Linked DNA regions of Homo sapiens: region 2 is linked to region 1. A link is an interaction called in ENCODE POLR2A ChIA-PET data of the cell type or tissue named here. Cell type or tissue: OCI-LY7. All regions are shown on one strand. Links, peaks and the distances in the headings refer to the core of each region. The heading gives the core; the rest is flanking DNA.

Region 1 (5,604 bases), core at 176-5,175:
AAAAAGAGGAGCAAAGTTTCAGCTTAATTCATTCAGGTAATTTTGAGTGAAGCAGCTTTACAATTCTGTGGACATGCATCCAACCCAAAGTAGAACTGGTTAGATCTATCATTACTTTATTTTATTTTGTTTTATTTATTTTTTGGTGAACCTGAATACATGGGGATTTCCTAATTTCTAGGTTTGAGTGATTTACTGTTAATAAATGCATGCCATTAGTTGAAATAAAAATTAATATTTAATATTTTTCTTGGCACATCACAGAATAATGTAGGACACATTTAAATGGACTTGTTAATGAAATTTCTCATTTTTCAAAAACAATACCAGAAAAGTTCAATTGTTTATGATAAAATTCAATCAATGTAGGTCAATGTGCCCTAGGCATCTTCTTTTATATGTTAGTATTAAAGTTTGATTCGGCTTCTGTTGTGCCTATATTTTTTAATTTTTCAATACTAGCAAAAATATATATAAACTTGGGTTTTAATCCCTCTGTAGGTGTTTTACAAATAATATCAGCAATAATCTGAATAGTGTAAGTGAATGAAGAAAGGCAACCAAACAAAATGTTTCTCTACATACAAGAAGGAACTGCTTAAAAAAAAAAACAGCTAATATTTATTGAGTATATATCATGCACCAGGCCTTGAGTTAGATGCTTTACATCCTCTGTTCCAGTTGGATAAGTGAAAAACAGAGGACCAACCAGTAAAATCACAGAGCCATTAAGCACAGAGCTAGAATCTCAACCAATGTCACTTTGTCTTCAAGTGACATTGGGGACAATGTCCCCAAGCACAATATTCCAAGGCATTATGCTACCCTGATTTGCTCAAATGCCAGTTGACTCACCCAGAACATATGAATTATGTTAGAACAAAGTTCACTAGGAATATAACCACCCAAAAAGAGGAAGAAAAGAGTAGAAGAGACAGTGATGTCATGGCGTCTAGGTCCAGGGAAATGACAACCAGAGAGCGCAGCTTTTGCTATGAGCTCCTTAGAAGTCAGGGCAAGAAGGGAAAGAGAGTACACATAGCCTTTATCACCTGGAGGAGGGAGAAGAGCAGTTTACAGAGTAAATAGGCTCGGTCGCATTTCAGAGTGAAGAGTCAAATAGAGTGATGGACTATAGAGTAGAGCATTCCCTCCAGGGAAGAAAGTCCCTACTGAGGCCTCAGTAGATTCAAGGTATCAGTTCTCAGGCCTGGTTTTGAAGTTCTGCATTGAAAGTCTGAAAACCTGGTGATTTCGTGAATTGACAATGGATTTGAAGTTCATGTTCAGAGAAAGCATGACTGGTCTAATGTGGGGCAAATACACAATTTATGATATTACTGACTGTGATAATCGACTTTAGGTGTCAACATGCCTGGACCATGATGCCAAGCTATTTGGTCAAACAGTATTATGGGTGTTTTTGTGATTGTTTTTTGTTTTTTGGATAAGATTCACATTTAAATCGGTGGATTTTGAGCAAAGCAAATCACCCTCCATAATGTGGGTGGGCCTCATCCAATCAGTTGCAGGCCCGAATTGAACAAAAGGCTGACCACCTCTGAGCAAGAGAAATTCTCCAGCAGATAGCCTTTGGAGCTTCATCTGTAACATGGGCTCTTCTGGTAAGGACCTGCTTTAAGTAAGATCTTTCAGCTGGTAACTCATCAGAGTTAGATAATTATAACAACAGTGATATAATATGCTTGATTGATTGAGCACAGTGACAAAATCACTTCTTTAATTGCTTGCTTTCTGTGCCTCACCTTTCTTAGTACCTTTCTCATGATGTTTTTGTGAACATTCAATAAAAATAATAATTATTCATATGTTAATTCAGAGAAAATATTTTGTTTTATTTCTATCCTAAGTGTCATTCCTATTTTAGACCGGTTTTTGAAGAGTATATTTTGAAACCTGAAAATCGTTCTAAATAAGCAATCTTCAGCCCTTGTCTGAAAAGCAACAAAATATCTTATCTTCCTCTTGAAATGTATCACTTCTCATTTTAGAAAAGTCTATTTAAAAAATGCTGGTTAGATTTACTTTATTCCAGAACATTGTGTAACATAGTATTTTTTTTGAAATTTCTATGGGTTTTTAATTATCATAAGTACTTAATAAATGTTATCAAATAACTATCTCATTAAACATTTTATAGATTCTAAACTGGGAATTTCAGCATGAAGAAAAAATTTTGAACAGCATATAAAGCCATCATGGGTTAGAAATTTTGTAGCTTCTTCATTTTATCACATGTAATTACTCAGAGATAAGCCAGAAAATGCTTAAAAATAATATTTAGGACTATCAGAGCCCCTATACAATTAACGTGATAAAAGCAGAAATGGGATAGGTGAGGTCTAATGAAACCAAATCTCATCACAAAATCAACTGAGAAAGCCATTCCAGTGAGCAGAGACCATTTTATTCCCCCACCTGCAGCCAACAATCTCTTCTCATGGGTGGTCACCCTGATAAAGAATATGTGTTTTTGCAGCAGAGATCCCAATACTTGAAATGCAGTAAATAGTATTTCAGTGCCTAATTTCGAGCCGTTTGTCATAGAGCTGATAATTTCTAGAGTAATTCCCTCCCTCCTTCCTTCCCTCCCTCCCTTCCTTCTTTCCTTTTTTGCTATATTTCTTCCTTCACATATTTAATACATTACATGGAACACTGTTAAAGTCTTTCCAAAACCATAAGGCTGGTAAACAGCTTAAAGATTATCTAGCCCAAAACCGTGTCTTCCTATGAGGCGTATGAGGGTCAATTGACTTGACTGTGGAAACACTGCCACTTTGTGGCTGAAACTGAGAATGTATTTTTTTCACTTAAACATTCCTTTCACCTCATCTGTCCAGCTGTTCTGTGTCGGCACTGGTACAGCTGCGTGAAAAAAAAAAAAATGCTGGCTAGACTTGCAAACATCAAATGACCCTCAACACTGCATAATAGTCCTATTACACTTCACTGATATTGAGACTTTCCTAATCTCTAAAATGACTAGTGCATACCTGTTCATTTTTGTCAAATTTCCACTCCAGCTACCCTATTCTATGACCACCACCGTTTCAACTGACAAACTCCACTTACATTCATTATGGAAATAGAAATGATCATTTATGTACTCTTTCAAGAACGTACACAAAATTCTCCCTATTACTGCCGGTGAATTTTCTTTTCTGTAGGGTCAACCCGTGCATTCCCCAGCTTCTGATCTAGACATGATCCCTTACAATGTCATCAAGAACTTCAATCCTGAAATTATTCTGAATTACCTTAGAATATCATCTCTCCCATTTACTGGTTTATCCCTATCACACTACAAAAATTCTCCCACATAACATTTTAGAAATAAAAAGCTGATATGGTTGGGCCGGGTGAAGTGGCTCATGCCTGTATCCCCAGCACTTTGGGAGGCGGAGGTGGTGGATTGCTTGAGCTCAGGAGTTTGAGACCAGCCTGGGTAACATGGTGAGACCCTGTCTCTACCAAAAATCAAAAAAAAAAAAAAAAAAAAAAAAAAGCTGGGCATGGTGGTGCAGACCTGTGGTCCTGGCTAATTGAGATGCTGTGCTGAGAGGATAATTTGAGCTTGGGAGATGGAGGTTGCAGTGAGCCGAGATTGCACTACCACAGTCTAGCCTGGGCCACAGAGACAGACTCTGTCTCAAAACAAACAGACAAATAAGCGAAAGAAAGAAAGACATCTAGCTAGCTGATATGGTTTGGCTGTGTCCCCAACCAAATCTCGTCTCAAAATGCAATCCAAATTGTAACCCTTACATATTGAGAGAGGGACCTGGCAGAAGGTGATTGGATCATGGGACAGTTTACTCTGTGCTGTTCTTGTGATAGTGAGTGAGTTCTCAAGAGATCTGGTTGTTTGATAAGTGTCTCCTGCTTCCCCCCACCTCCACCCCGCAGCCTTGTGAAGAAGGTACTTTGTTCTCCTTTGTATTCAGCCATGATTGTAAGCTTCCTGAGGCTCCCCAGCCATGTGGAACTGAGTCAATTAAACCTCTTTCCTTTAAAAGTTACCAAGTCTCAGGTAGTATCTTTATAGCAGTGTGAAAACAGACTAATAGAAAAATAATTCAAAAAATAATTTATTTGTTCATGTCCTCTTCAAGTATCACCAGTTTGTCCATTTATCTGCTTCTTTTCATAGCAATATATATACTGTTTCATTTTCCTCTCTATCTCTCCCTTGCAGCCAAATTTTGATACTCCCATCCAGCACAACTCCACAAATTATTATTTTATTAACGTCATTAATAATTTTCATGTGGTCGAATATTAGGTTCACGTCTCTGTTCTTGTTTTTATCAACCACTCAGCAATAGAAAACACAGATGAAACAACCCTTCTTGAGATATTTTCTTGTCTTTGTTTTGTGACATTACATATGCTCGTTTTCTTTCTACTCTGATATTGCAAAAAACTCAAGAGCTGCACTCTGTTATTCTTTATTCTTCCTCTTAAGTGATCCTCTTTAGTATCACAGAGATGATTATGACAGAGGAAACGATGGGCAACTGTGTTAATATTGTGGGGCAGAAAGATTTGCTCCAAGTACTTTTTCTGAAAATTGGCTTATTTCTCCATCAGAGAAGGAATAAGATCTCTTCCAGGATTCAAATCTCCTCAATGTAGAAACACATTCAGAAACTACAGCCATATGCCCACCCCCTTACATATTCAAGTTAAGATGTAAATAGTGAACACATGGCTTACTACACTTTACACGGAGAATGATAGCTTATCAAGGATTAGCGTACGTTTTATCATTTTGATTAGGCCTTCATTTGCATTATTGGCAGTGCTTAGCCAGCTTCAATTTCTGCTCAAACTGAGAAGAAAAAATGATACACTAATGAGTCAAAAACCATAGATATGCATTTCTTCTTTCATGTTATTTCATTCTTGCAAATATAACTGGGCTAGCAGCCTAACCATTGTACATAGTCATTGTATATCATTGGGCTTGAAAAATACAAATTCAATTATGCACACACATAAACACATACACACAGATTCATCATGAACCTCTAGCAATATATACATTAAAATAATAAATTTTAAAAGCTCCCTGACATGCTGACTACCCCAAATGTAATCAATATGTCTACTGTTTCCATTATTTTCTGTCCAAATCAACTATGGCAATCCCAGGAAGAGTTGCCAGATTTAGAAAATAAAAGTACAGAACTTCCAGTTATATTTGAATATCAGATAAATAATGAATAATTTGGGGTCATACTTATACGAAAATGTCGTTCATTGTTTATCTGAATTCAAATGTAAGTAGGAGTCCTGTATTTTATAAGGCAACCTTCTTCCCATGGGCTCCTAAAAGTTTAATAGTCTGTAGTGAACTTGGCTCACACTGGAAATATGATCACCTCATTACATGAAACTTAGCAATAATTGGAATACCTCCATTTACATATTCAGATTTTTACAAACAGAGTTTTGGGGAGTTTTTGCCCAAATATACATGTAAGATCAAAGAATCCCAATGGAATTGGTCTGAAGTTTTTAGGAGGGAAAAGGCTTATTTGTAATCACCTTGGATGTGGTACTAATTTAACAGGGAAG
Region 2 (5,604 bases), core at 422-5,421, 190 kb before region 1:
TCTCAATTCTGCTCCATTGATCTATGCGTCTGTTTTTGTAGCAGTACCATGCTGTTTTAATTACTATTGGCTTGTATAATTTGAAGTCAGGCAATTTGATATGTCCAGCTTTGCTTCTTTCACTTAGGGTTGCTTTGGCCATTCAGGCTTTTTTTTTTTTTTTTTTTTTTTGGTTCCATATGATTCCATGTGAACTTTAGTATTATTTCTTTCGTAATTTTGTGAAAAATCATGTTGGTGATTTGATAGGGATTGAATTGCATCTGTAGGTTGCTTTGGGCAGTATGGTCATTTTAACAATGTTGATTTTTCCAATCTATGGGCATGGGATGGTTTTTTTGTTGTTGTTCATTTTTGTCGTTGTTCATTTTTGTCATCAAGAATTACTTTCATCAGTGTTTAGTAGATCTCTTTGTAGAGAACTTTCACCTCCATAGTTAAATGTATTCCTAGGTATTTTTGTTTTTGTTGTGGTTATTTGTAAATAGGATTGAGCTATTGATTTGGTTCTCAGCTTGAACATTATTGGTGTATAGAAATGCTACTGACTTATGTACATTGGCCAAAGGAGAAGAGCAGACATTTCTCAAAAGAAGAAATGCAAGCAACTAACAAACACATGAAAAAAATACTCAATGTCACTAGTCATCAGAGAAACACAAATTAAAACCACATTAAGATATCATTTTATACCAGTCAGAATGGCTGTTATTAAAAAGTTAAAAAAAAAACCCAGCAGATGCTGGCATGTATGTGAAAATAAGGACATGCTTCTACACGATTGGTAGGAATGTAAATTAGTTTAACCTGTATGGAAAACAGTGTGGAGATTTCTAAAATAACCAAAAATAAAACCCACCATTCAACCTAGCAATCCCACTACTGGGTGTCTACCCATAGGAAAAGAAATCATTACATAAAAAAGACACTTGCACTCCTATGTTCATCGCACTTCTATATTCACAGTAACAAAGTCATGGAACCAACCTAGGTGTCCATCAGTGGTTGACTGATTAAAGTAATTATGGTATATATACACCGTGGAATACTACACAGCCATAAGAAATGAAATCAAATACTTTGCAGCAAGATGGATGGAGGTAGAGGTCATTATCCTAAGTGAACTAACTCAAAAACAGAACATCAAATACTATATTTTCTCATAAGTGGGAGCTAAACTATAGGTACCTGTGGACATAAAGATGAAAATAATAGACACTGGGAACTTGAAAAGTGGGAAGAGGAAGATGGTTGAAAAGAAATTACCTGTTGGGTACAATGTCCCCTATTTGAGTAATGGGTACACTAGAAACTCAATCCCCACCAGTATGCAATATACCCAGGTAATAGGCAGATGTATTCCCTGAAGCTAAAATAATATTTTTTAAAGGTGGCCTGATTCCTTTTAGTTTTCAGCTTTATGGCTTCCACACATAAACGTTCCTTTAAACATGTAGACTGGCTCCTATGAAAATCAAGGAATTATTTTAAAATTGTCATATATGACTCTTGGTTATTATGTACTATTATCTCCATTTAGACACTGTAAAATGTTAACTACAAATCTTAACATAAAAATGAGTGTCATTACATAAAGTGACACCTCCAAGGGATTGTAATAGAAGAAATTACGTGGTGCAAAGTGCTTCTCTTGTATAACATAACAGTGAGTTTGTAAACTTAATCTCCTTCCACTCCACTGCTTTCATTCAGAAACGCATCCTTTCGTACTAGGATTGTTTTTATTTCCCACTTGGTATCAATCACTGCCCTTATTCTAATTTCATTAATCTGTCATTCAAATTTCTAATTACATAATTTATCTTTGGGAATGGGCAAATTTGTATTTTTAGATGATTTACAAGATGTTTTTAAAAGTTCAAGGAAGAAAATGTTTAAATGTCCATAGTCTCACCTTCCAGAATCAACCACTTTTAATATTTTGACATAAGTGTTTTGAGATTTATTCCAGATTTATAATTTTGAAAAAAAATCAAAGTAATGGTTAATGATTTATTTATATTGGTAATAATAAATGTTACATTAAAAAAAGATCTTCATTAAAAAAAGACCATTCATGACTCATTTTACTTTCTTTACCCAGAACTTTCTAGGTAAAAAGTAGTAGAAGGAGATTATTCAAACCCCATTGCCAGAATAAAGTTTTTATACCCATCCAGGATTCATAGTTTTATGTAGTAGTTCACTGTATTCTCATAGCCTTAAATCCTACATAGAGTCTAAAAACTTGTTGCATTTTTCCATTCCAGAGGACACTTTTATCTAAACAATCCTATCCTACTTCTTTACTCATAAACATTTGGCTCCATTAAAGGCTCTTTAAAAAATAATACATCTGATGCCCTTCTCTACTCATTAAGCAGAGCTGATTCTCTCTCTGTCATACCTGCCCCGTGATTATGCCTCCACTGTAGAACTTGTAACGCTTCTCTCTGTAATTTTGTGTAGCCTCTGTTGTAGGTCTGTGAAGAATTTGAGAGCTGAGGTTGTTTCTTCTTCATTTTTGTAGCTTCTGAATGCAGAATAATACCAGTCCTTAACCTGGGTTCAATAAATTTGTGTTTTAGAGGAAAAGCAGAGAAAATGGTTATTATAGATATGGAGGGATGACAGGAAGGACAGAAAGAGGCTCTAACTTGATTTGTGATTTATGAAAATTTGATAAAATGTCTTAGGTGAACAGTTAAAATAGTGTATACACTGCAAACTGGAAAAGTCATACTAACAGGTGACACCTAATTAAAGCTACTATTGAGTAGCTTTCCTGGCATAAATCATTTGTTTAAGAAATCAGGTTGTGTTTTGAGCACTAGAAAAAAGTTCTGTTTTACAGAATGAGAATTGTTTTCACAGAACATTTTAGAATATAAAAATATCAAATGAAGACGCAGAGGCAAGTCTTTTTATTATAGTTACCTTTTTTTTATTATACTTTAAGTTCTAGGGTGTATGTGCACAATGTGCAGGTTTGTTGCATATGTATACATGTGACATGTTGGTGTGCTACACCGATTAACTCATCATTTACATTAGGTATATCTCCTAATGCTATCCCTCCCCCCTCCCCCCACCCCACGACAGGCCCCAGTGTGTGATGTTTCTCTTCCTGTGTCCATGTGTTCTCATTGTTCAATTCCCACCCATGAGTGAGAACATGAGGTGTTTGTTTTTTTGTCCTTGCGATAGTTTGCTGAGAATGATAGTTTCCAGCTTCATCCATGTCCCTACAAAGGACAAAGGGACATGAACTCATCATTTTTTATGGCCGCATAGTATTCCATGGTGTATATGTGCCATGTTTTCTTAATCCAGTCTATCATTGTTGGACATTTGGGTTGGTTCCAAGTCTTTGCTATTGTGAATAGTGCCACAATAAACATACGTGTGCATGTGTCTTTATAGCAACATGATTTATAATCCTTTGGGTATATACCCAGTAATGGGATGGCTGGGTCAAATGGTATTTCTAGTTCTAGATCCCTGAGGAATAATCACACTGTCTTCCACAATGGTTGAACCAGTTTATAGTCCCACCAACAGTGTAAAAGTGTTCCTATTTCTCTACATCCTCTCCAGCACCTGTTGTTTCCTGACTTTTTAATGATCACCATTCTAACTGGTGGAGATGGTATCTCAGTGTGGTTTTGATTTACATTTCTCTGATGGCTAGTGATGATGAGCATTTTTTCATGTGTCTTTTGGCTGCATAAATGTCTTCTTTTGAGAAGTGTCTGTTCATATCCTTTGCCCATTTTTGATGGGGTTGTTTGTTTTTTCTTGTAAGTTTGTTTGAGTTCTTTGTAGATTCTAGATATTGGACTTTTGTCAGATGAGTGGATTGCAAAAATTTTCTCCCATTCTTTAGGTTGCCTGTTCACTCTGATGATAGTTTCTTTTGCTGTGCAAAAGCTCTTCAGTTTAATTAGATCCCATTTGTCAATTTTGGCTTTTGTTGCCATTGCTTTTGGTGTTTTAGACATGAAGTCCTTGTCCATGCCTGTGTCCTGAGTGGTATTGCCTAGGTTTTCTTCTAGGGTTTTTATGGTTTTAGGTCCAACATTTAAGTCTTTAATCCATCTTGAATTAATTTTTATATGAGGTGTAAGGAAGGGATCCAGTTTCAGCTTTCTACATATGGGTAGCCAGTTTTCCCAGCACCATTTATTAAATAGGGAATCCTTTCCCCATTTCTTGTTTTTGTCAGGTTTGTCAAAGATCAGATAGTTGTAGATGTGTGGTATTATTTCTGAGGGCTCTGTTCTGTTCCATTGGTCTATACCTCTGTTTTGGTAACAATACCATGCTGTTTTGGTTACTATAGCCTTGCAGTGTAGTTTGAAGTCAGGTAGCATGATGCCTCCAGCTTTGTTCTTTTGGCTCAGGATTGACTTGGCAATGCGGGCTCTTTTTTGGTTCCATATGAACTTTAAAGTAGTTTTTTTCCAATTCTGTGAAGAAAGTCATTGGTAACTTGATAGGGATGGCATTGAATCTAAAAATTACCTTGGGCAGTATGGCCATTTTCACGATATTGATTCTTCCTACCCATGAGCATGGAATGTTCTTCCACTTGTTTGTGCCCTCTTTTATTTCATTGAGCAGTGGTTTGTAGTTCTCCTTGAAGAGGTCCTTCACATCCCTTGTAAGTTGGATTCCTAGGTATTTTATTCTCTTTGAAGCAATTGTGAATAGGAGTTCACTCATGATTTGGTTCTCTGTCTGTTATTGGTGTATAAGAATGCTTGTGATTTTTGCACATTTATTTTGTATCCTGAGACTTTGCTGAAGTTGCTTATCAGTTAAAGGAGATTTTGGGCTGAGACAATGGGGTTTTCTAAACATACAATCATATCATCTGCAAAGAAGGACAATTTGACTTCCTCTTTTCCTAATTGAATACTGTTTATTTCTTTCTCCTGACTGATTGCCCTGGCCAGAACTTCCAACACTATGTTGAATAGGAGTGGTGAGAGAGGGCATCCCTGTCTTATGCCAGTTTTCAAAGGGAATGCTTCCAGTTTTTGCCCATTCAGTATGATATTGGCTATGGGTTTGTCATAAATAGCTCTTATTATTTTGAGATACTTTCCATCAATACCTAATTTAATGAGAGTTTTTAGCATGAAGGGCTGTTGAATTTTGTCAAAGGCCTTTTCTGCATCTATTGAGATAATCATGTGGTTTTTGTCTTTGGTTCTATTTATATGCTGGATTACCTTTCTTGATTTGTGTATGTTGAACCAGCCTTGCATCCCAGGGATGAAGTCCACTTGATCATGGTGGATAAGCTTTTTGATGTGCTGCTAGATTCGGTTTGCCAGTATTTTATTGAGGATTTTTGCATCAATGTTCTTCAGGGATATTGGTCTAAAATTCTCTTTTTTGGTTGTGTCTCTGCCAGGCTTTGGTATCAGGATTATGCTGGCCTTATAAAATGAGTTAAGGAGGATTCCCTCTTTTTCTATTGATTGGAATAGTTTCAGAAGGAATGGTACCAGCTCCTCCTTGTACTTCTGGTAGAATTCAGCTGTGAATCCGTCTGGTCCTGGACTTTTTTTGGTTGTTAAGGTATTCATTATTGCC

What was found. Peaks named below come from ENCODE experiments on the same cell type or tissue, not always from the same donor. Only the 100,000 strongest peaks of a DNase experiment are listed, where the experiment ranks them.
Region 2: POLR2A ChIA-PET joins it to region 1 with 5 read pairs; 3 of 35 experiments call an interaction of 5 or more read pairs at or near these places.

Annotation. Positions count from the first base shown.
Region 1 is chr11:25,979,392-25,984,995 of GRCh38, reverse strand. No RefSeq gene overlaps it. Among named protein-coding and RNA genes, the nearest start is that of ANO3-AS1, 310 kb to the left of the region's middle. In OCI-LY7, for the core only: CTCF peaks have their summits at 2,598 and 2,807; a DNase peak (open chromatin) is centred at 2,775; H3K4me3 peaks cover 414 bases; H3K27ac peaks cover 650 bases.
Region 2 is chr11:26,172,274-26,177,877 of GRCh38, reverse strand. No RefSeq gene overlaps it. Among named protein-coding and RNA genes, the nearest start is that of ANO3-AS1, 110 kb to the left of the region's middle. In OCI-LY7, for the core only: no CTCF peak of the experiment used is centred there; no DNase peak of the experiment used is centred there.